Linked DNA regions of Mus musculus: region 2 is linked to region 1. A link is a loop called in an ENCODE intact Hi-C map of the cell type or tissue named here. Cell type or tissue: gastrocnemius. All regions are shown on one strand. Links, peaks and the distances in the headings refer to the core of each region. The heading gives the core; the rest is flanking DNA.

What was found. A loop is a pair of places that touch in the nucleus more often than their neighbours do. Peaks named below come from ENCODE experiments on the same cell type or tissue, not always from the same donor. Only the 100,000 strongest peaks of a DNase experiment are listed, where the experiment ranks them.
Region 2: it touches region 1 in a loop (3-fold over the local background); 11 of 42 quality-filtered maps call a loop at or near these places.

The regions. Positions count from the first base shown.
Region 1 is chr14:23,785,766-23,796,535 of GRCm38, reverse strand. The region is part of intron 2 of Kcnma1 (potassium large conductance calcium-activated channel, subfamily M, alpha member 1); the gene reads left to right. Among named protein-coding and RNA genes, the nearest start is that of Gm51422, 140 kb to the right of the region's middle. In gastrocnemius, for the core only: a CTCF peak has its summit at 4,937 (motif pointing left); DNase peaks (open chromatin) are centred at 3,040, 3,677, 4,278 and 4,926; H3K27ac peaks cover 1,949 bases.
Region 2 is chr14:23,576,839-23,587,608 of GRCm38, reverse strand. All of the region lies in intron 5 of Kcnma1 (potassium large conductance calcium-activated channel, subfamily M, alpha member 1), which reads left to right. Among named protein-coding and RNA genes, the nearest start is that of Gm51422, 68 kb to the left of the region's middle. In gastrocnemius, for the core only: a CTCF peak has its summit at 4,206 (motif pointing left); DNase peaks (open chromatin) are centred at 3,493 and 4,199.

The sequences.
Region 1 (10,770 bases), core at 2,722-7,721:
CTCAAGACAGGGGGCAAGAAACACATGGGCCAGCTTTTGTTTGTTAGTTTGTAAATTATAAACTCACAAAGCTAAAATCAATGAAAATATTTTAGTTCAAGGTTGGCAAATATTCCTGTTGTAAACATTGTTAGGCTTTGTGAACTATACAGACTCCATGTTAACTACTTCATCTGCCATTTTGATTTGAAAGTAGTCACAAACATCTACACTGTTTGGAATGTGTATTCCAATAAAACTTTATTGACAGAAGCAGGTGATGGACCCATGTGCTTTGTTTCATAAGTAGCAGTTTATTCTCTTACTTTATAAAGCAATCAAAAGGTAAGAATCTTATAGAATAAGAGTAATAGTAGTGGAGAATCCATTTACAAGGAAGAAAGATGTAGACACACACAAACAAACATACAAACAAATTGCCCCCTCCCCCAATCTCCACAAACATTCCATTTCTGAATAGTTACATTCATCTCCATTGTTCTCGGAGCAACTGTCACTCTAAGAAACCTGTCTTGTGGCTAATAGTAGCTTTACCACAAGGTTTGAGCCATGACTGCATTGCCTGGACTTTCTGTCAAATCGATGACAGATGCCATGGTTTGTGATTCTCTTAAAGAACTGATTTCCCCAACACAGTAACTGGCTCCCTGGGCAAAGATAAAGCCATTAGCATTGTTCATGTTAGTTCATTTTCCCACTTGCTTATGCTACTGCACTTGAACGTTGCTCCAGGAAACATGCAAATATAATTCCACCAACTGAAAACATTTGCTATTTGCTTTCACGTCTAGGGGAGGCTTTATCAATGTATGGAGAAACAAAATGCCAGTCTCACCCTTTACTGTTCATTCTAAATAGGTCACATGGGTATCATTTGACACATTATATACCCAACCCAGGCCATTTTATTCTTATCTTCAGGGGCTCAAGAGAAACATACATGCTCAGCATGCCTTTCAAGCAGAAGCCACTGCATTGGGTTAATGGGGTAAAGTAGCTGTGCTGTGCCTGCTGAACTGTTTGAACATGGCACTTGATCAGTGAACCTGAGGAGGGGTGCACATGGGCACCATGAATCTTCTTTGTGACATGTGTTACTGTCATTCATTACTTACCATGGGGGGGGTTGGGGGTGGCGCTGATGTGGGCTGTGTCTCTTGTGTGTATCATAGCCCTTATCAGTGAAACACGGTAGCAAATTTGCACACAGCACACATGTCCATTTTCTTCCCTCTTCCCCACATCCATTCTTTATCCTTTCATATTTTGGGCAATGCTACATAAAACTGTCGCAGCATCAACAGTTACTCTATAGAGCAGAAAGAATAGGAATCTTTGGCAGTTGTATTATGGGTAGTGATGTATTGCTGCTTCTCTTCTGTCCCATTGGAAGCCAACAGGTTTTATTGGCATGAACACCCTTAAGGGAGGGGGGTTGAGTCAAACGACTCACATAGTAATTCACCAATAGGATTTAAATTATGCCTCTTTATTTTATCCTGTGTGAGTATGTTGGTGTTAGTCAGGAAATCATAGATGATATGTTATATTTTTATATGGTTAAGTAACTGTTTTGACTTTGATAGAAGAGGCACCAGAGTTATGACACTTGTTATTTGTGACCCAGTACCATTTATTCAGATGGAAGAGTATGTCACAGGAGCGGTTGCACTGATCAGGCTCCTACCTCAGGTTGCGAGCTGCCTGTTGCTAGAGATGCTCACAACTGTCTTCTGACATAACTACCAACAATTGGCCAAGCTGAATCCTCACTGCTTTAATTAAGTGCCATTGAATGCAAGAGATGCTTTGGGATAAAAATGATCCTCTGGGAACTTGAACAGACTTCATTTCCTAGCTGATCGTGGGGATTGCCCATGCATGCCAGCCTATGGATGCTTACAGAGGCATCTGGAGCAGGAGCGTAAAAAGCTTCTGTACTCACACAAACTTCTAGTCCTTTTTTTTTTTTAATTTAAAAAGATATATTTATTCACATATAATATTCTGGGGGCAGGGCACGTCACACAATAAAGTCAACAAACAACTTGTTAGAGTTAGTTTTCTACTTTCTGTTACCATTTGGGTCCCTGGGATTGAACACGGGTGGTCAGACTTGGTGGCAAGCCCCTTTACCCACGGAACCGTTTCACTGGCCAGGGCAGCTTCAGTCCTTATTTCCCTATGGAATCCTTTTCCCATAGCACAGGAGTGACGCCGCTGAACCTACCCAACCATCTGATGCATGTGGGCCAGAGTGGTTCACTGCTCTGTTGGTATGGCTTAGGAGCAAAAGATCGTTTTTCGTATTTTCAAATTACTTTAGAAAAATCTAAAACAAAATATTTTGTAACACATGGAAAGTATACAAAATTCAAATTTCATTGCCCTCAAAATTTAATTGTCATAAAAGCCATGCAAGTTCATTTATATTGCAGCTGTGGCTACTTTTGTAACACAGTACAGTAAGGATACAAGGAGCATCCATAGAGTCCCAAACTCTCACCAGCCTAAAAACAGTTACTGTCTGGTCCCATGGTAAAAAAGTTTGCCACCCTCCCTTGAAACTGGTGAAATTCTTCCCAAAGAATTTTCTAAGCTGCCCACTGCACAAGGTAATAGATAGGATGTAATATTTTTGCAGTCTCTGAACAATGCACCTATATTGCTTCCGTAAGCTCAATTGAGTCTTAAGTAGAGACTAGGAAGCGATAGAAGCTGGGCTGAGTGGCCCCAGGCTGCTAGCAAGTTCTCTGTTGTTTGTTCTTTTAGCAGGTTCAGCCTAGGGGCTGGACACAGTCTGCTTCTGAGATCATCATAGCAAAGTCACCCCTTGCACTTTCTCTCATGGCTACCCTCCTGCAGTCTGCTACCCAAGGCCCTTCATCCCCGACATCCACAGATCCACAGCACTGTCCTTCCCTCTCACTGAATCCTTGTGTGAGGACCATCCTGATTCAGGTCTGTCTATAAGGCGGGGTCTCAGCCCACCCTGGCTGCTGGCCTGTAAACTGGTACTCAGTGTACCCAGCTCCCCAGTGTGCCCCGTAAAAAAGCCCAGCTGCTAATTTTACTAGCTGGCAGGATGGCTCCTCTGGCCTTCCCAGAGCAGATGGGAAAAGGAAGGACAGACTTAGAAATCAGACAGCTCTGGAGAAAGAAAGATCCTTCTGGCCCAAGAGTTTCATGCTGAACACCACAGTGTCCCCAAACATTGTTCATGGTATGGTAACTCCTATGCCTTTGGATGTCCAAGAGAATGGGGCCTGGATAGGGGTAGTACCTACTTTTGCTTTTATCTCAACCATTTGCCTGACCACCTCTCTGGAACTAGTTCCCATATATTTATTGGTATATTATAATGGAATGTCCCTTCCCGCCCTGTTTAACCTCTGTTGGGCTGCAAGCTAGGAGTTCTGTCCTTCAAGAAGGGTCTGACTGGGACCTCTTTTCAGCAGCTTGAATCACTGGCTAGGTCATCAGAACATACCAGGAGGTGAGATGGAACACTCTGTAACAACAAATATTCTGTATTCCTGGCAAGGAGCTGCTGCGGTATGGTCCTTGGAATACAGAGGGCCTCTGTGTGTGTTGTGGCTGAAGCTGCAGCCAGGCTACCATCCCTGTCTAACCTCTCCTCGGGGCTTTCATTCTGGGCCAATAGCTTCATCTTCTGAAGCCACAATTTCTTCATCTTGCTGGTGGGGAGAATGCCAGACTCTGGGTCTTCCTGTTGTGGTGATAAGTTCTTGAATGCATGCCAGAAAACTGCCTCTTGTGTGGCTAGTGCTCAATAAACATTGGCTCCCATGGTTTGTGTTACCTGTCAGCCCAGGCACAATGTTATAGTGGCTGTCACGGAGAGCCATGAAGGCAGGGAGGGGAGGGGAGAGGGTAAAACAAAATTTTTTTCCACAGAGAGAGAGAGAGAGAGAGAGAGAGAGAGAGAGAGGGAGAGAGAGAGAGAGAGAGAGAGAGAGAGAGAGAGAGAGAGAGAGAGAGAGAGAGAGAGATACAGAGAGACAGAGAGACAGAGAGAGAGAGAGTTCTCTAAACACTGAGCAAGGCTGCTGGGCAGTTCTGGGTATAGCTAGCCATCCCTCATGTGGGTCTAGTGTGGGTCTAGTCAGTCAGTGTTTGTCCTGTGCACACCCTTCATTCAGGTCCATCCAGGGTCTGGTCTTCCTGAGACTGGACTGGCTCGTGCCAGCCTGACTCATCGTTGTCAAGCTGGCCAGGAAATTCTCACTTCATATCTAGCCTCCCTGAGCTGTGCAAGGGCCAGAGGTGGGGTTGTACTCAGCTCCCTGGAGCTGTCCTTGTGGGCATGTGTGTCACAGGAAAACCTTTACCAGGATAACAGATAAGTCTCAAGGAAAGAGGGTCAAATGCATTCAGTATGGTCTCCATGCCCAGTTTTCCCTCGAGACAGAGTGAGCCTGACAGAGTATGTGGCTGATTTCAGTGGGCATGTCAACAGCACCATATGTGAAGTGTGTGTAACAGCCATTTTGGTGGCCACAGACCCATTGAAAAGACATGGAAAGGTGTGGCACTTTGCAGAAGATATGGGTGAACATAGTATGTACATGAATGTGTAAAAGTATGCATGTGAGGCATGTCCTCTGGACAACTATTGGAAATGAGCCCCCATTACAGGCACCAGATACCTCTTGTTTCTTACAGAAACTCTGCACAGGACAACAGATGCAAACTGAAAAAAACGGGATGCTTGGATGCTGTGGGGAGTCCCTCGAGCAGACCTGGGACCTCAGCATTTCTAATTCTAGTCTCACATCCTGCGAGTCCCTGCTGCTGGATCCCAAGGGGTGCATAAATATGTTTATATGACTAACATATAAGCGGCCTTCTGCCTTACTGCCCTCCTGCCTCTTTTCCTTCCTTCCAGACCAGTAAGAGTTGGTGCCCCCTGGAGGCTTAGAATGGAATAGGCGGTTCGGAGCTTTTCAGTCAGGGCATGCAGTGATTCTCCTCCTTGCTTCTCGAGCCCTCAGAGGTTTAGATGTGGCTACTTGTGAGGAAAAAAAAAAAATCTCTTAGTGGGCTGTGACTGCCTTTAGAACCTCCATTCCAGCTGCGAGAAAGTTTAGTAGAGAGACTCAAAAATAGAGACGACGGTGGCGATGAAGTCGCTCACACTAGGGACCACATGCAAGCTGATGCTTCCGAGTTTAGTTTGCGAGGCTATGTTTAGGAGGAGGCAGACGGACTCGTGCCTGTGGGCCCTAAACACTCCAATCTGGAGGACTAGGAGCCCCATTTAGAGAGTCAGGTTCCAGAAAAAGGCATCTTCCAGAAAAGACAATTTTAGGGAAATGATACCACCCAGAAGCTACCATTTGGCCTCAGAATGTTTTTTATTATAAGAATTGTTCTTTCAAGTTTGGGTAGAGAGAGAAAGAAGGCTTGGCAGTTGTTTCTTGCCTGTCTGTCTTGAGGAATCAGAACACTCATAAACTTAATTAAATGCACCCAAGCCTCTTACGCAGCAGGGCTCTGTTTTGCCCATCTAGTTAATTTCAGTTAATGAAATTAGCCATGTGCTGATATGGACAGCCCGGGAAGATGAAGCCAGCAATCTCTGGGTGGTAGCTTGGGTCACAGTGTGTAAAACTGCGGGGACATGGGTTTTCATTTAACCTGGGACTTCCAAGGATCCTTCCATCTATGTGCCTCCGCCCTAGGCAAGCATACCACTGGGCCTTTCTTGTTTAGAAGAGATGGTTAATCCAGACAGTAAATGGACTAGTCACACCGGCTCTTCCACAGGCATAGAAGTCCAGGATCCAGTAGACGAGCTGAGAGGTTCAAGAAACTCTCTTCTTGCCCATTGTGTCAGCCCTCTCTTTTCCTGTTTAATGTCCCCCACCCCACATATTTTGTGACTATGGCTAGAGCAACTTTCCTAAGGAAAGTAGAGGATAGCTCACCAGGAAGGAGAAAAAAAAAAAACCAACCAAACAAACAAACAAAAAAAAAAACAATCGCCATAGTTGTCTGCACTTACAACAATAATGCCATGAAACAGAGGCCAGGTCACAGAAAGAGGGTATTTCAAAGGACAACAGTTGCCTGGTTTCTGGCTGTCCTCAAACCCTGCTAGATCTGTTGGCCTGTGAACTTTGTTTTGTTTGAGATGGTGTCTCCCTCTCAGGGGCCCAGAGTTCATCAAGTAGTCTAGAACTGATGACTAAGGAGCCCAGAGATCTGTCTGTCTCTGCATGGAGTTTGGAAGACCCCAGAGAGCCATCTTGACCATCCTCCGAGCTTCTGGAGAAAGGTCTGGGTGTGATGGATTTATTGAAGAGTCTATGCTGAACTGGTTTTACGGACTGGACACGCAGAGAACGATCTATCTGGGTTTCTGTCCCTGCCTAGAGGACAACCCCTGGCAAAAGGAAAGCTGACGCTTTAAGTAGCTGTTAGGGAAGCTACCATGATTTTATGATCTGGGTAACTTAGTTTCTTAGCCACCTCAGAGTTTTCCAGAAGGTTTAGATTGCCGATCTGCAGAGGCAGATCGCTTGGTCAAGCGCTTGCCTCATAACGACAGTGACCCCAATGTAAGCTCTGGGACCAACATAGAAAAGCCATGTGCCATGGTACATACTTAATAATCCCTGCTCTGGGCGGCTCCATCCTAAACAAAACAAGAAACAAAGTGTGCCTGAGAGATGACACTTGAGCCTGTCCTCTAGCCTCCACAAAAGCATATTTCCCTGCTTGCTCCAGTGTGTGTGTGTGTGTGTGTGTGTGTGTGTGTGTGTGTGCGCGCCCCCCTCCCCCCTCCCTCCCCGGAACTCCAGGCCCAGTTTGAGATCAATCCACACAGGTACAAAACTCTCCTGTTAAAAGAACTAATGGTGAACATAAAGCCACGTCCTAATCCCGCCTCTGCAGTAACCTTCTTGAGTGACCTTGAGCAAGTCAGGACCTCAGAGTCTCCATGGGTAAAATGATAAGTGTCAGGTGTTTTAGAGCAGTCTGTTCCTTCTCAGGCTCCCCAGGCTCTGGGCTCCAGCATCCCCCTACTTACTTACAGCCAGAAAGGCTCATGGGAACTCGCCTTCCTTAGACATGGAAGGCACTTGACCCTGTGCTCAGCGCTGGGAGAGCTGCACGCTCGTCTTTTTCTTGGCTGTTGGTCCCATTGGGAGGATGTAGGTAGATCTGGGAAGTCTCTTCCTGGCCTTCCATGAAGGTTAGTGAATGGTCTCAAGTCTTCTTCTCATGGCTTACAGGCCTGGGGGGGGGGGGGCGTCACTGCTTTTCACTCACCTCCTTTGATCTTTTCCCTGTCTGAATCTCTTCCACATAGCCACAAACATACAAAGAAGGGGATCATCTCTCTAGAAGGGAGTGGCCATGGGGTTGACGGGGGCGGGGGGGGGGGGAGGATGCCACAGGAGAAGGACCTATACCTTCCAAGGAGTTGGTTTCTTTATAGATGTTTCAGCCTTGGAGCCTGCATTAGATATTATTTATTTAATATTTATTTATTTATTTATTTATTTATTTATTTATTTATTTATTGCTATAATAAAATCCCTAGAAAGAAGTGACTTAAAGGTTTCAGAAACCAGAATTTGTCTACTGTAGCAGGAAAAGCCTAGGGAAGTCGGTGGCTCCTCACAGCTGTGGCAGCCAGTGCATGAGGCTGGCTGTTCCCAGCTCAAATGGATGGAGAAACAGAGAGTGTGGGCCAGAAGGGGCTAGGTTATAACCCATAAGGCTAAGCCCCACAAGGATCCACTTCTTCCCACGAGGCTTCAACTCCTGAAGTTCTACAACTTCCCAAAGCAGCATCCTAGATGAGGACCATGTATTCAAAACATGTGCTTGTGGGAATCTGTGCTAGATCCCCTTACTGAGCCATCTTCATGGAGTCAGCCTTCTCTAAGGGATGCTCACTATGACTCTGGGTGAAGTGTGACAGTCCCACTCACCTACAATGATTTGAAGGGATGTCCTTCCACCAGCCTTTGCTTTAGGAGACCCCAGATGACAGATGTCCCTCTCTACCACCTGGGTAGTTTTTGAAGGTCATTTTTTTTTTTCTGTTTCAGAGACAGGAACTTCTCTATCTTTGCATGTATGAATGTTTCATAAGTGGCATGTTTACTTAAAAGAATGACTGCCAGAGGCAGGAAGGAGTGAGGATCCGTTAATGTGGAGTAAGGTAGCAGACTCAGGGGGCTACCAAACAAAAAATGAAACCCTACGCAGGCTACCTCCCAAAGTTATGTGAGGGTACCCAACGCTGTGGGTGATCCATGACATTCAGATTGCAGTCGTTTCCCAAATGAAGCTTCGAGTTAACTTCCTAGATGAGCTGAAGAAAAACAACTGCCACACGCCCTCAGTGGACTATTTCAAGTGTTTCCAATTTAATTAACATGATCCTAAGCAAAGGATGTCCACATTCTTGGGAGGAAGGCTTGTCCTTCCCTGGTCCTCAGTGATGAAGCATTACTCTTTGTCAGTTCACCTTCTCAGGTTTTTCCCCCTGAGAGTTTGAGCACAGGAAGCCAGTTTCCATAGTCCCCTGGCCTGAAGGGAGCTGCACACTGAGGCTCATGGCTATACTATTGAATAGACCTTGTAGACAAAACTCAGCAAGACACTCAAAAATTTATAAAAGCTTCTTTTTCTTTCGCCCTGGACTAAGATGGAGAGATGAAGGTGGAACTGGAGTGGGGGGTGGGGGGTAAGAATTTATTTCTCTTTCATCTAGGTTTGTGTCTGCTACAGCCTCTGGTCCTAATAATTTCTGCTGTGGAATTTAATTTTCCCAGACTTGGATTCCTCCTCCTTTTGCCAAAGGTAGTATAGTCTGGAAATGTGAAGTGACAGGAGAAACAGCCCCCACTTCCTGCAAGATAATTTTGTGTACATTAAACAGACACATTAAGCCATTTAGAGGAGAGGTGTTTGTTCTCCGGAGTCTGGAGGAAATCTGAATTTCTAATTCTGGACTCTTTAATAATTTTCAAAAGAACTGAGGGTACTAATTAACTGTCTTTGAACTTCCTTAGGCTGTCATCTATGCCCTGATCTCAAAGTAGGGACTGAATTCTCTACCTCTATGAGATTCTTAGACTGGACACCAGCCTTGGGGGTGGAATTGAACAGACTTTGAGATGTAAACTAATATACAGAGGGGAAAAGACACAAGGTCACATTTGAACTCCCAGCTTTGAGTCAAGGCAAGAGGCTTTATGCTATATTTTTTCCACTCTATTGTGATTGCTAAGTCTTGGAAAGAAAGCCAAAAGAGAAGGAAACAAACAAACAAACACAGTAAAAATACAAAACAGCAGCAACAAGATGGGGTAGGACTTAGGACTTAGTTGAGGGTGTTTAGGACACAGACTGTTTTCTTGCTCTTGTATTTAAGGATTGAAAGAGATCTAATCCAGGGACTTTTCATTTCCTGGGTCCATTCAGGTGGTGCCTCTATAGAAAGCTTTGCCAAAGATCCACAGCTCTGTAATAAAGAGCTGCCAAGGCTCTGCCCTAAAGAATGTGACTCATGAGTAAGTTCTGCCATGAGAGAAGACTAGAAGGTGGCCTGGCCAGCATGGCTGTGTCTGCCTTAGCTATTTGAGACCATGTCACTTGCATTTCCTTAATGATTAAACTGAGGTTTGCCTGAAGTCATGCAGTTCGTCCCAGGCAGGGTGCTGACTAGAACCTGTCTCCTGATCATGTGTAGTATGCTGATAACTCAGATCTGTAGGGTAGATCTCTCAGAGAACCAGGAAGCTTGTCAGCTTCCTGTGTGAGCCTTTTGCTTTTCCTTTTCTCTTAAAAATTTCTTTTCATACTGCAGCCTGACTTCAGATTTTTCCATCTGGAGATTTCTTTTTAGTGTTTGGAGGAGCAGAGGGGGCGGATTTCATAGCCACATTGCTTCGGCAGAAAAACAGAAATGCAGTTTTCCAGTGTGCTGTGTCCACTCCCCAAATTCTTTTAGCACCCAGCGTGAGCCAGTCTCGGCCCTCCTACTATAAAGTTCTCCCAGCCCACTCCTGGGGTCCATTCTCTCATCTCTACAGCTGCCTTCCCTGTGCCCCACTCCCCCAGTACCATAAAAAGCTTGTGGGGGCTGATGACGTCATGGTCTCCTTCCTTCATAGCCAGGACCTCCTATTTCTTCCTGTTTCCCCCGCACCCCCTTCATGCTCTTTCTTGTCAGCTATTCATACTCACATCTTAATGGCTGTGCCTACAAAGATAAATACGTTTTGCCTCTGACCAAAAGCAGTTTCTGGTCTGACTTGAATTTCAGAGTCTGCCTGAGTTTGCAGGAAGGAAGCAGGGGCAGAGTCCTCGGTTTCATCTGGGGAGCCATAAAAGTTTGCTAAGAGTTTATTATCCCCATCAAGATGAAAATGGAATTCCAAGGCTTCAGATATGAAAGATAAATAACCAGGCAAGCTTCCGCTTCCATGAAAGCCAAGTTCCCTTTGCTGGTTTTATGAGTCTACCTGCTGTGCCCTCACCCTGGCATTCATCTCCTGGTGATGTCAGATAAAGCCTTCCCCGGGGACTTATGCAAAACTGGGATGGAATAGAGAATTTCAGGCCATTGGAGGAATTTGCGAGAAGGATGACTGATCACATTCTTGGATGATAACTGCCATGCAATCTCAGTACTTGCTCTTCTCTTTCCAGTATAATGGGGGTTGGAATAAAATGCCCATTAATTGGAAGATCCAGGTTGGCTTAGAGTCTAGGGTTGTGAAT
Region 2 (10,770 bases), core at 2,149-7,148, 210 kb after region 1:
CCTCCTTTGCCACCTCCAGTTTCTAGAAATGCCACGAGGACCAGAGAAGCATACAGAAGTGGCATGGTGTCTCCCAAGTTTCGGGGCACTTCGTCAGCTTGTAGATCTTGCAGAGGACCAAGGGCTTCCATGTGATCACACTCAGCAGAGAGAAGTAGATCAGAATCCAGCTCTCTGTTCTGTCCCAGTTCAATTAGCTCTTCCTCAGCCACTGGCCCACGGGTCTCTTGATGCAAGATCACACTTACTTGCCTCCAGTCCTGCTTTCTTAGTATTATCCCCTGTAAAAGGATGGTAGCAAGGGCGGCTCCCTCATAGGGTTACAACTGGGCTCTAGTGTGGAAGCTACATACTAAGAACATAGTGAAAACTTTGCTAGCAGGGCAATAGCTATCCCAGCCTCTTTCTCTAACTTTTCCTCCATACTTTAAAGTACCAAAGAATCATATAGAGCAGGATGGGACCCCACAAAAGGCAGCAGGATGGGACGGCATCTATGTCTGCAGACGGCAAAGCTCTGCTTGTTTTAATTCCCATTCTCACACATGGGCTCATCCCTTCACAAAAATCCTCACCCCAACCACTAAAATAAGTGCACCCTGAAATGAGAGGAGGATTTTATTTTGAGCTACGAACAACACGTTTATCTGTCTGTTCTTTTAGAAACTCTACCCCCATGCGCGGTCAGCCATGCCACCTTTGTGCATGTAGATGTTTGTGTAGAAAGTCATCTCCTGTGGTTAGAGGAATGGAATAGGAGAAGCTTACTCACTGACCAGTTGCCTGATGTGCCTTTTATTATCTTAGTGATAGAGTTGAAACCCTGGGCCTTGTCTATGCTGGACAAGTGCTTCCCTCCCGAGTCACAGTTACAGCCCTGCCTAACCAATTTTTATTGAGCAGGTATTATGTGCTTAGCACTGGCTTGTGAGTATCACAGAAACAGCCTCCCTCTTTGTTAGCTGTGCCATGTTTTTAAACAGATTTTACCCATATTCTCTCTCTGACAGAATGAGGAGCGTGACTGGGGCCTCCAATGAATGGAACTTATCCATTCTAGGTCCAACAGTAGACCTTAACACCTTCAACAAATTTCACTAGAAAACAGAACACTCTAGTATGAAATAGAAAAATGAGCTAGTGGCCAGTCATAGAGGAAAACAACAACGAAATTGAGGCTATCTACTTAAAAATATGACTTTGTATCCTTTGTGTGTGTGTGTGTGTGTGTGTGTGTGTGTGTGTGTGTGTGTGTGTGTACATTCTAGAAAACAAGAACAACAGGTTAAAATAGGACACAACATAGTTCCTGTTTGAGACTAAGGTTCAATCTTATTTTGGAAACAAGATAAACAGACATGAAATGGCAGTAGGTAACATTGCCTACTATATAATTAAGTTCAGAATTGCCAAGCACAGCAGAAAGCATGGGGGTGAGGGGTAGTGGTCAGAGGAGTGAGAGTAGCATATGCTTGTGTGTGTATATGTATGTGTGTGTGTGTGTGTGTGTGTGTGTGTGTGTGTGTGTGTGTGTGTGTTATGTATCAGGGATACAGAAAATTCTGTGGAACACTGAGCCCCAGATGAGGTTGGTAGTGGAGGGCAGAGCTTGCCATGGAAAAGGAAGCTCACTCCCTGAGGGGAGAGGACTGCACTTCACAGAATAGTCTGAACCAATGGAAGATAGAAAGTCTTTTTCTTAGGCTCATGTCAGCCTCACCACCATAATAGATGCTTGTAGTTGTTTTCTACTGACATAGAAACCTATCACCACAATGTTGTGCCTCAACACAGCCTCTGTGCCTCATCTCATAATTTTTTAGCCTGGAAGTCCAACTTGGGTCTGGCTAGGGTAAAATAAAAGTATCTTCAAGAGCTGGGAAGATTGCTCCCTTAGTGAAAATGCTTTCCTCATAAGCATGGAGACCTGACTTCAGTCCCTATCACCCACATATAAGTCTGGGTATGGTAGAGTGTGGTTATAATTCCAGCAATGGGGAGGCAAGGTAGATCCCTGGGCCTCAGTGGGCAGCCAGGCTTGCCAGTTTGGCTGGTTTTAAGCCAACGAAAGACTCTATATTAAAAAACATGGCAATAGCAACTGCAGAATGATACCAGAGGTTGTTCTCTGCCGTCCACACATGGTTATACACAAATGCATACATACTCACACATTTACACACACACACACATACACACACACACACACACACTGGGGTGGAGAAGGAGGAAGAGGGAGGAAAAGAGAGCAAGGGAGGGAGGGAGAGAAGGAAAGAAAGAGGGAGAGGGAGGGAGGGAGGGAGGATCTGGCTCTTTTCCTGAGGCTCTGTAACACTCTAGGCAAAGAGCCATGCCTTGCTGCTTCCATGTCTATAACCCTCCTAGTCCTTGACTCATAGCTTCTTTTCCCACCAGATTCAGCAAGGTTGAGTCCAGGTAAAAACTAAAGCAGAGGCCAAGCGTGGAGGAGTGCTGCCTGCCAGCGTATTCCTCCTTGCTTGTTCAGCCTGCTTTCTCATACAACCCAAGGATGGGCCTCCCATATGTGTGTGTGTGTAAAACCTGACATGCTTGCCTATAGGTCAATCTTATGGAGCCATGTTTCCATGTTTTTTCTCCGCTGAGAGTTTCTCTTCCCAAATGATTCTAGATCTTGTTAAGGTAACAAAAGTTAAAAATTTTTAAAAATCATAAAAAATGCAGGTAGGACAGGTGTCATTGTAGATTTGAAATTAGATAAAATTAAGACTCAGTTCTTCATCAGTGTTACCTACATGTCAATAACTTAATAGTCCCTTTAAATGGTGGTTCCTATGTTCTAAATTGTATACATAAAGCATTTCATCATTCTAGAAAGTTCTATCTGCTCACAATGCTAGTGTGTATTCATGATGTGTTAGCACCATGGCTTTCCACCTCTCCATGGAGGACACTTCTACATACAAAGGAGCTTAACAAAAGTTTGAATTGATTTTTAAGAAATTGAATGAAAAAATGAAATAAAAAGGAAAGGAAAGGAAAGGGCATGATTGCTCCTAGCATGGCAGAGGAGAAAGTTTATTATAGCTATGTGGGAGAGCATAGTCAGAGACAGACACGTCTGGGAGAGCCCAGAGTAGACATGACTCTGTTCTGTGTGGGGAGAGGAGAGGAAGGGAGACAGGAAAGGGGGAACTTGATACAGCAGCCAGGAGGCCAAAGGTACAAAAGTGACAGGTAACCAAACCAAAATGCCTGGATTATATAGGGAAGAGTCCAGGGTCTTGGGTGGGATACCCCAGCCATTCCCTGTAACAGGTTAGGACTGAGGGATGCTGGGAGAACCCGGAGGCAAGGGTCTGCTTTGACATGTTGATAAGCATCTCGGCCATTTGCACAGGTTTGAAACTTAGCAGTAAGTCTATCTTTTAAAGAATTAGATAGTTCTCCTGGGATCACCAAGAGGGCTCAGTGGGTGGAGATGCTTGTCAGCAAGCCAGGACTCATTGGTGGAGAGAGCAAAATGACTTACACAAGTTGTCCTCTGGTGTTTGCACATGGTTGGGAAGGCAAGTGTCCAAGCACACAGACACACAGACAGACAGACACACAGACAGACAGACACACACACACACAATTAAAAGTAATATTAAAATATAAAAAACAATAATTTCCCAAAAAACTCAAAAACCTTTCTATCCAGATGTTAGAGGCACAAGTCTTTAGTCCCAGAACTCAGGAGGCAGAGGCAAGCAGATCTCTCAGACATCTGAGCCAGCCTGGTCTACAGAGTGAGTTCCAAGATGGCCAGAGCCATATAAATAAACCCTGTCTTGAAAAACCAACCAACCAAACAAACAAACAAACACAAAAATAAGACAAAACAGCAAGGACAAAAAAACCTTCCATGAATAGATGGTTGAGAAGGCATTAGCTAAAAATGGCTGTTGAGAAGGAATCACCACCCCACAATGCTCAAATTTAGTCAAGTACATTTAAAGCCTTGACATCCTAAGTGTAAATATTACATATTTTATTATATATTATAATATCTTACATATAACATGCATATAGTATGTATACAATATACACATTAATATTTTACATATATGAAACATTGGGTCTGACTCAGAGCCTCTGCTTGTCAGGCTCCCTGCTCTGGGGTAAAATGGCCCTTTAGGTGCAGCAAAGAAAAAAGAAAGCTCTCTGGTTCCCTCTACAGGATGGCTCTGGAATTTCCGTATTGAGAGTAAGTAGTGGGTTAGAGAATACTCTAGCTTCAAGTTCCTGAGAGCCCTTCATTAGTAGAGGTAGGCTAACCTTGAACTCACTTTTCGATCTGCCATCTATGACCATAAGACCCCTCCTTTATCTCCATCAAGAGGTCCCAGCACTGGAAGGGCAGTCCCCAGAGCCCTCAAGATCACCTGCACCACCTACCAAGGTGGCCTAAATTCTAGTTTTAGTTTCTTCAGTTTCTAAGCCCAAGCTTTCTAACCCCCTCCCTTTAGCTTGTAGCTTTATTTAAAAATAAAATGGGGGAGTCGGTCCATGAGGCTCACATCTGCAATCCCAGCAGTAGGAGACCTAGTATAATGGCACATGCCTTTATTCCCAGCACTTGGGAGACAGTGGCAGGCAGACCTCTGTGAGTTTGGGGCCATCCTGGTCTATATAGTGAGTTCCAGGGCAGCCAGAGCTACATAGTGAGACTCTGACTCAAAAAATAAAACAAGACAAAAGCAAACAAACAAAAGTTCAAACAAAACCAAAAGACAAAATAAAACAACCAACAGGAATAATAAACAGGGAAAAGGAACAAGTATGGCTTCTCTTCTTGGTATAAGTACGCCAGTCTTTAGGGAAGAAAGAAAAAGAAAGAGGAAGAAAGAGGAATGTACAATCTAAAAGAAAAGTTGCTTCTATGACCAAAATAAGGCTGGATGTGTTCATATTGTGCATATGCGTATGTATGTTTGTTATTGTGCCTATAATTAATAGGAGTAAGTGGTCTACCAAGCAAGTCTGAGATGCATGTCATTTCAGGTCCATTTGAGGAAACCAAGACTTGTAGATGTTAAGTTACTAATTGCTGAGAATCACAAAGTTAAGTGGCAAAGCCAGCCTCTAAACTCAGGCAACCCACCTCCAAAGTCCAGGTTCCTCCTGTAATTCTATGCTGCTGCTCAAATGCTAATCGCACCCAACTGTTATAGTTACACACAAAAGGAGTACCATCCAACCAAACTGACTGTGAGATGCAGCCTTCCCTTGTTCCAGTGACCTGACAAAGCCAGAGGGACCTTCTAACAGAGTGTTCCACATGGTCCCAGTTGAGAAAAAATGAGGAAGAAAAATAGAAAACTCAGTCACTATTTAAAGCCTAAATTAATTCTAGTTCTATGACTAAGCTGGCTTTTCAGAGATCCTTCTCTTTGCAGTTGGCCTTGTAGAGTAAGAAGGTCCATTTTAAATACATTTCCAGATTCTTAATAAAAAAAAATAGTTAATGTCATTACTGTTGGTCTGATTTGCAATGGCATTAGAGATGTGTGCTCTTTTGATCTAAATATTAGTGTTCGCCAAATTCACATGTAGAAGCTTCACCCTAAACCTGCATCGTTAGAAGGAGTAGCATCTAGATGGTGATTAGGTCATGACAATGGGGCACCCAGAATAGTATTACTGCATATGTTGGTACCTTGACCCAAGGACACTTCACCCTCCAGATTTGTGAGCAATACATCTATGTTGTTATAAATTATCCAGTAAAGGTATTTTGATGTAGATGCTTGAAGGGACCAAAACATAGGGCCACACCCTTTGTTTGAATTTTTTGAGAGGGAAAGAGAGAGAGAGAGAGGGAGAGAGAGAGAGAGAGAGAAAGAGAGAGAGAGAGAGAATTCATTGATACTGTGAACATTAGTAATAGCATTGAGACTAAAGTATGATTAAAGTTGCTAAAGTGTGGCGAGATAAATAAGTCCTTTGCTAAGCTCTGTCTCCATGGTTGGACTTTGAATGAAGGCAGTCCCAGCAAAGCAGACTGGTGAAAGTTTAGATGAATTTCAGGAAGCAGATTGCTGTTCTGGTAGCTGCTGTACTTGCTAAATCTGCTCCTGGAGAAATTACACCTCTTGAAGAGATTTCCAGTTGTGTCCCCTTGATATTGCTTTGTCAGGGATGTGCTTTAAATAAGATGTCCTCCGTAGGGAGCAGGGATTCTAAATCCTCATCGACTTGCATGGCTGTTATATGCCAAATTGGAAATAACTTCCTGAAATGAATGTCTTCAAGGAATGAATTCAGCAGGAGGTTTTCACAGATGCCAGAATCTCTTCAGATGGTTCCGCTTGACCGGGGTGTTATTAGAACAATCTCCTTGGGCAAACTAAATCTCTGGGACTGGACATATTTACCTTTGCAGCATCTAAAAACATAGCAATAATAAAACTCTCAATTCTTCCTTGAGATCTAAGCCTGATAGTCTGGCCTGGGTAGTGAAATGGGAACTGAGAACTGAATGCTAGTTAGAAGCTCAGGGACAGAATAGCTCTTATTCAACTGCTCCCGTGTGTTCCCGTGACTTAACCGCGGGAAGGTGTGCATGTTGCCTTGTGAGACACCAATGCTATATTCAAATGTGCTCGTTATGTTACAGTTCCAGCAATGTGAAGGAAAGCTAGTATCTGAGTGCTGAGTGGGTTACAGGGCTCTAAAGACAAATGGTTTTTTTCCCTAGGGAGTTAGAACTGAAGCTATCACCAACATGCCTGCAGACCTGGAGACTTAGGAAGTGAAAACTGTCAATCTAAACCTCCACACCTTGCTTTCCTAAAGAGAGAATGAAGGATGCTTTTACAATCTGTTTCTTATGCAGGCTCCAATGACCTTAGCAGGATTTTAGAATATCCTGGAGAACATAGGCACCTCCTACTGCTGAGGCTAGACTGCATGTATTTCAACTTGCCTATATACCAATCAGAGCCACCAGAATGGTTTCAGATTCCCTGAAGAAGTCCAGTAGGCAGCCAGCATTGAGGAATCTCTCACTTGATGCTTTTTAAATGAGAGGCACATACCAAACCTTAGGAAAAAATTTTATACACACAAACATGCACACGCACGTGCGCATGCACACACACACACACACACATACACACACACACACACACATACACACACACACACACACACACACACACACACACACACCTTCTAAAATCTCTTGTTAGACCCTCTAGAGACAAGTAAGGAGAATTTTTATAGAGCACAGATGAACATGGATGGATATTCTAGAGGACTGCTTCTGAAACTTCAGTGCCTCTCAGAACCACCCAGAGGTCTGGTTCAACCCCAGGTTTAGGCAGTGTGTGTGTAAGGCACACATACAGTGCGTGTGTAAGGCAGTGTGTGTGTAAGGGCAGAGGTAGAGGGTTTTCCTATAGGGTCCCAGCGACGAAGGTCCAGAAACTGTGCTTTGAGGTCTGTGGGTCCATCTTACTAGGATGTCGAACTTGAATTCTAGAAGTGTCTGCTATGCCAACTATCAAGATTCTCTTACTTCCAGAAACCTTGCTGTTTTAGGCTTCCAGATGTCAGGTTTTACAGAAATTCTGTACTTTGGGGACTGAAGCCAAAGCATTCACATATTGAGATATATCTAGTATATTGTATCCCACGTTATAACTTCAAATGGATCAGTTAAGCCCTTTTAGAAAGTCTTCGGTTTCCTTCTGTGCAGTTCCCTTTAAAGCTCCTCCAAGTCCTAGGTTGCAGCAAGAGGGGATCCCTGGCTCTTGTTTCTTTCCACGTTTGGTTGATGCTCTTCCTTCCCAACCTCCTGAGATTGGGTTAGGGCCAGCTCGTGGCATGTTGGAGATAACAGAGAGAAGACTGCTAAGGGAGGTTCCAGACTCACTTCTTTTCCGTTCTCTGGGGTCTGACCTGTCTCCTCTGTCAAGGATAGAGCCCCTTAGACTGCCAGTCTCGGGAATAGGTCTTGTATGGCCTTATTCCTAGGATAACTCATTTTAACTAGCTTTATTCTTTCTACTTTATCTTCCCTGGAGATACCTTAGGCCTGGAGATAGAACTGCATGGTGGGTGATAGACACCTATCTCCCTTTCCCTAAGATGTATTTGTTATTGATGAAGTTTAATACTGAGATAAGTGACTCTTTGATTACATATCAGAATCACAGAGTTCAACTTCTCTTTCTCTCTCTCTCCCTCTCTCTCTCTCTCCCTCTCTCTTTCTCCCCCCTCTCTCTCCCTCTCTCTTTCTCCCTCTCTCTCTGTCTCTCCCTCTCTCTCTCTCCCTGTCTCTCTCTTTCTCTCTCTTCCTGTCTCCCTCTCTCTCTTCCTGTCTCCCTCTCTCTCTTCCTGTTTCCCTCTCTCTCCCTCTCCTCTCTCTCCCCTCTCTCTCCCTCCCCCTCTCTCTCCCTGTCTCTCTCTCCCTGTCTCTCTCTCCCCCTCTCTCTCCCTGTCTCTCTCTCTCTCTCTCTCTCTCTCTCTGATCAAGTAGCAATGTATCAGCCTGTCTTATATAAGGTAAAATTAACTTGATATTTCCTAGTATACAAAAAAAAATATTCCCCTGGCCAGATTGGATGTACCCTTCCTCCTCCTCCTCTTCTTCTCTTGCCCCTCCTCACCCTCCACCCCATACTCCCCATCCCCCCTCTTTACTCTCCCTCTCCCCCTCTTTCTTCTCTTTTCATACGAGGCACTGAACCTAGGGTCCTGCTCATGCCTGTTTGGCCATGAGGATAGATCCTCGATGCCCTTTTTACTCTTTGTTTTGAGATAGGATGGCACTAAGTTGTCCAGGCTGTCTATGACGTCACTAAGCTCAGTCTTTGAGTGAGCTCCTCCAGCTTCTGCTCCTAGGGCAGCTGGGATTGCAGCCATGCACATAGCCAGGCTCTGACGAGCCCTTCTTTTTTGTCAAAGCTCCAGTCTTTGTCTTACACTGTCTACAGTCCCCTTTCGCTTTTATTAATTGCCTTTCTGAGGATCTCTTTTCCCAGATTCCAGCTATCTGGTTAGCAGTTACCAGTTACTAAGCTCCCACTCTGCTTGCCCATATACTCCTTCTCTATGACTTCCATAGTCCCCCATTACTCACTGCGTACCTGAACTTAACCAGACTAGCTCTGGCCTCATTCAAAACTGTCAGTCTTTTCATTGTAGGTTGTCTTTGATGGGGCTGCACATCTACAAGTGATGTATGCATGTCCAGGACCACAACTGACCCACTGCCTGTGTGTGTGTGTGTGTGTGTGTGTGTGTGTGTGTGTGTGTGTGTGTGTCTGTGATTATGAGAGAGGGATAGGAAGGGAGAGAGGAGAGAAGAAAAGAGAATGAATGTGAAGTTGATCTCTAGTTTTACTATTTAGGAACCATCCACCTGGTTTATTGAGTCAATAGGACCCAGGCTCACTGACTGGGCTCATTTGACTGGCTAGCAATTCCCAGAGATTCCCGTGTCTCAGCCTCCTTGGTGCTAGGATTTGCAAGTGTGAGACACTGTGTCCAGCTTTTTTATGTGGGTACTGGGAATTAAACTCATTCCCTCATGTTGGTGTGGCAAGCACTTTTTGAAGTGAGCAACCTTCCCGGCCCTCCACTGTTTAGTTTTGGAAATAAGATTTTATTGGAACACAGCCACACTCGTTCATTTACATATTGTCAGTAATATGGAGACCTGGGGGGTCACAAAGCATAAAATACCATTTACTTCTTTGCTCTTTACAGAAAGCCTATTGATAGCAGATGCATTATACATTCCTTTGTGTTCCTCTAAATGCCTGGCACAGTGTTTTGCTTATAATAGCTACAAATCAGTTTTGATAAATGCAACATGAACTTTCCTCTGAGATCATTGGAACTGTAATAGTGATAAAACAAAAATGTGTTTTGGCCTCTGCTATTATACCACTGTGCATTACGTGGCAGCATCAGCATAAGATCCCTATGTGTCTGTCTCCTTTACTGTTCTACAAGCTCTAATGATAAGTGGGGGGACCTGGAGGAGGCCACCTGTCTTACTCACTAAGACATTGGCACAGCAAGAATGTGAACTGAGGTCTTTGCAGTCTCAGGGCCTAAATTTTGAATTATTACTTGAAATGTACCAATCAGTCCTAGCCCCCATAAGTGACGAGAAACAGAAATCTTGAAAAATCCATTTCAATGAGCTATGACACAGAAACCAAACAAGCATAATAAAGGCTAAGACATGAGTACAACAGGGGATCTCAGAAGGAAGGGCTCAAGCCTTGTTTCTTGGGTGTTTCACCTAACTCACGCTAGTGTAAATCCTTCTTTTAAAATCCTGCATAGCTGTGCCATTATCATGAGCATCAATTCAGATGTTCAGTCACTCGACAAACTTTAAAGCAGGTAGAATTATAATGTGTTAGTTGCTGTACTCAGCTTCAGTTTAAGGTGTGAACGCGATTTTCCTGCTGTAGAAGAGGAGTACGCAAACTCAGACTTCAAACCCAAATACTTATAGGGAAAGGGAGATAACAAGGAGATGGCTCATGGTGCTATGAAACCAGTCTCTCTAGCAAGGGAGAGAGGATGCTTCTCTTCTTAAAGTGGTTGTTGGCTGATCTTTTTCAATGTCCATTAACTACCATTCTTTCTCCATGTCCTTCTCTGTTTTAAAGGCTGGTGTGTGTGTGTGTGTGTGTGTGTGTGTGTGTGTGTGTGTGTGTGTTTATGCTTATGCTTGTGAGTGAGTACCCATGCATGCAGATAACTGTAGATGCCCTGGAGCTG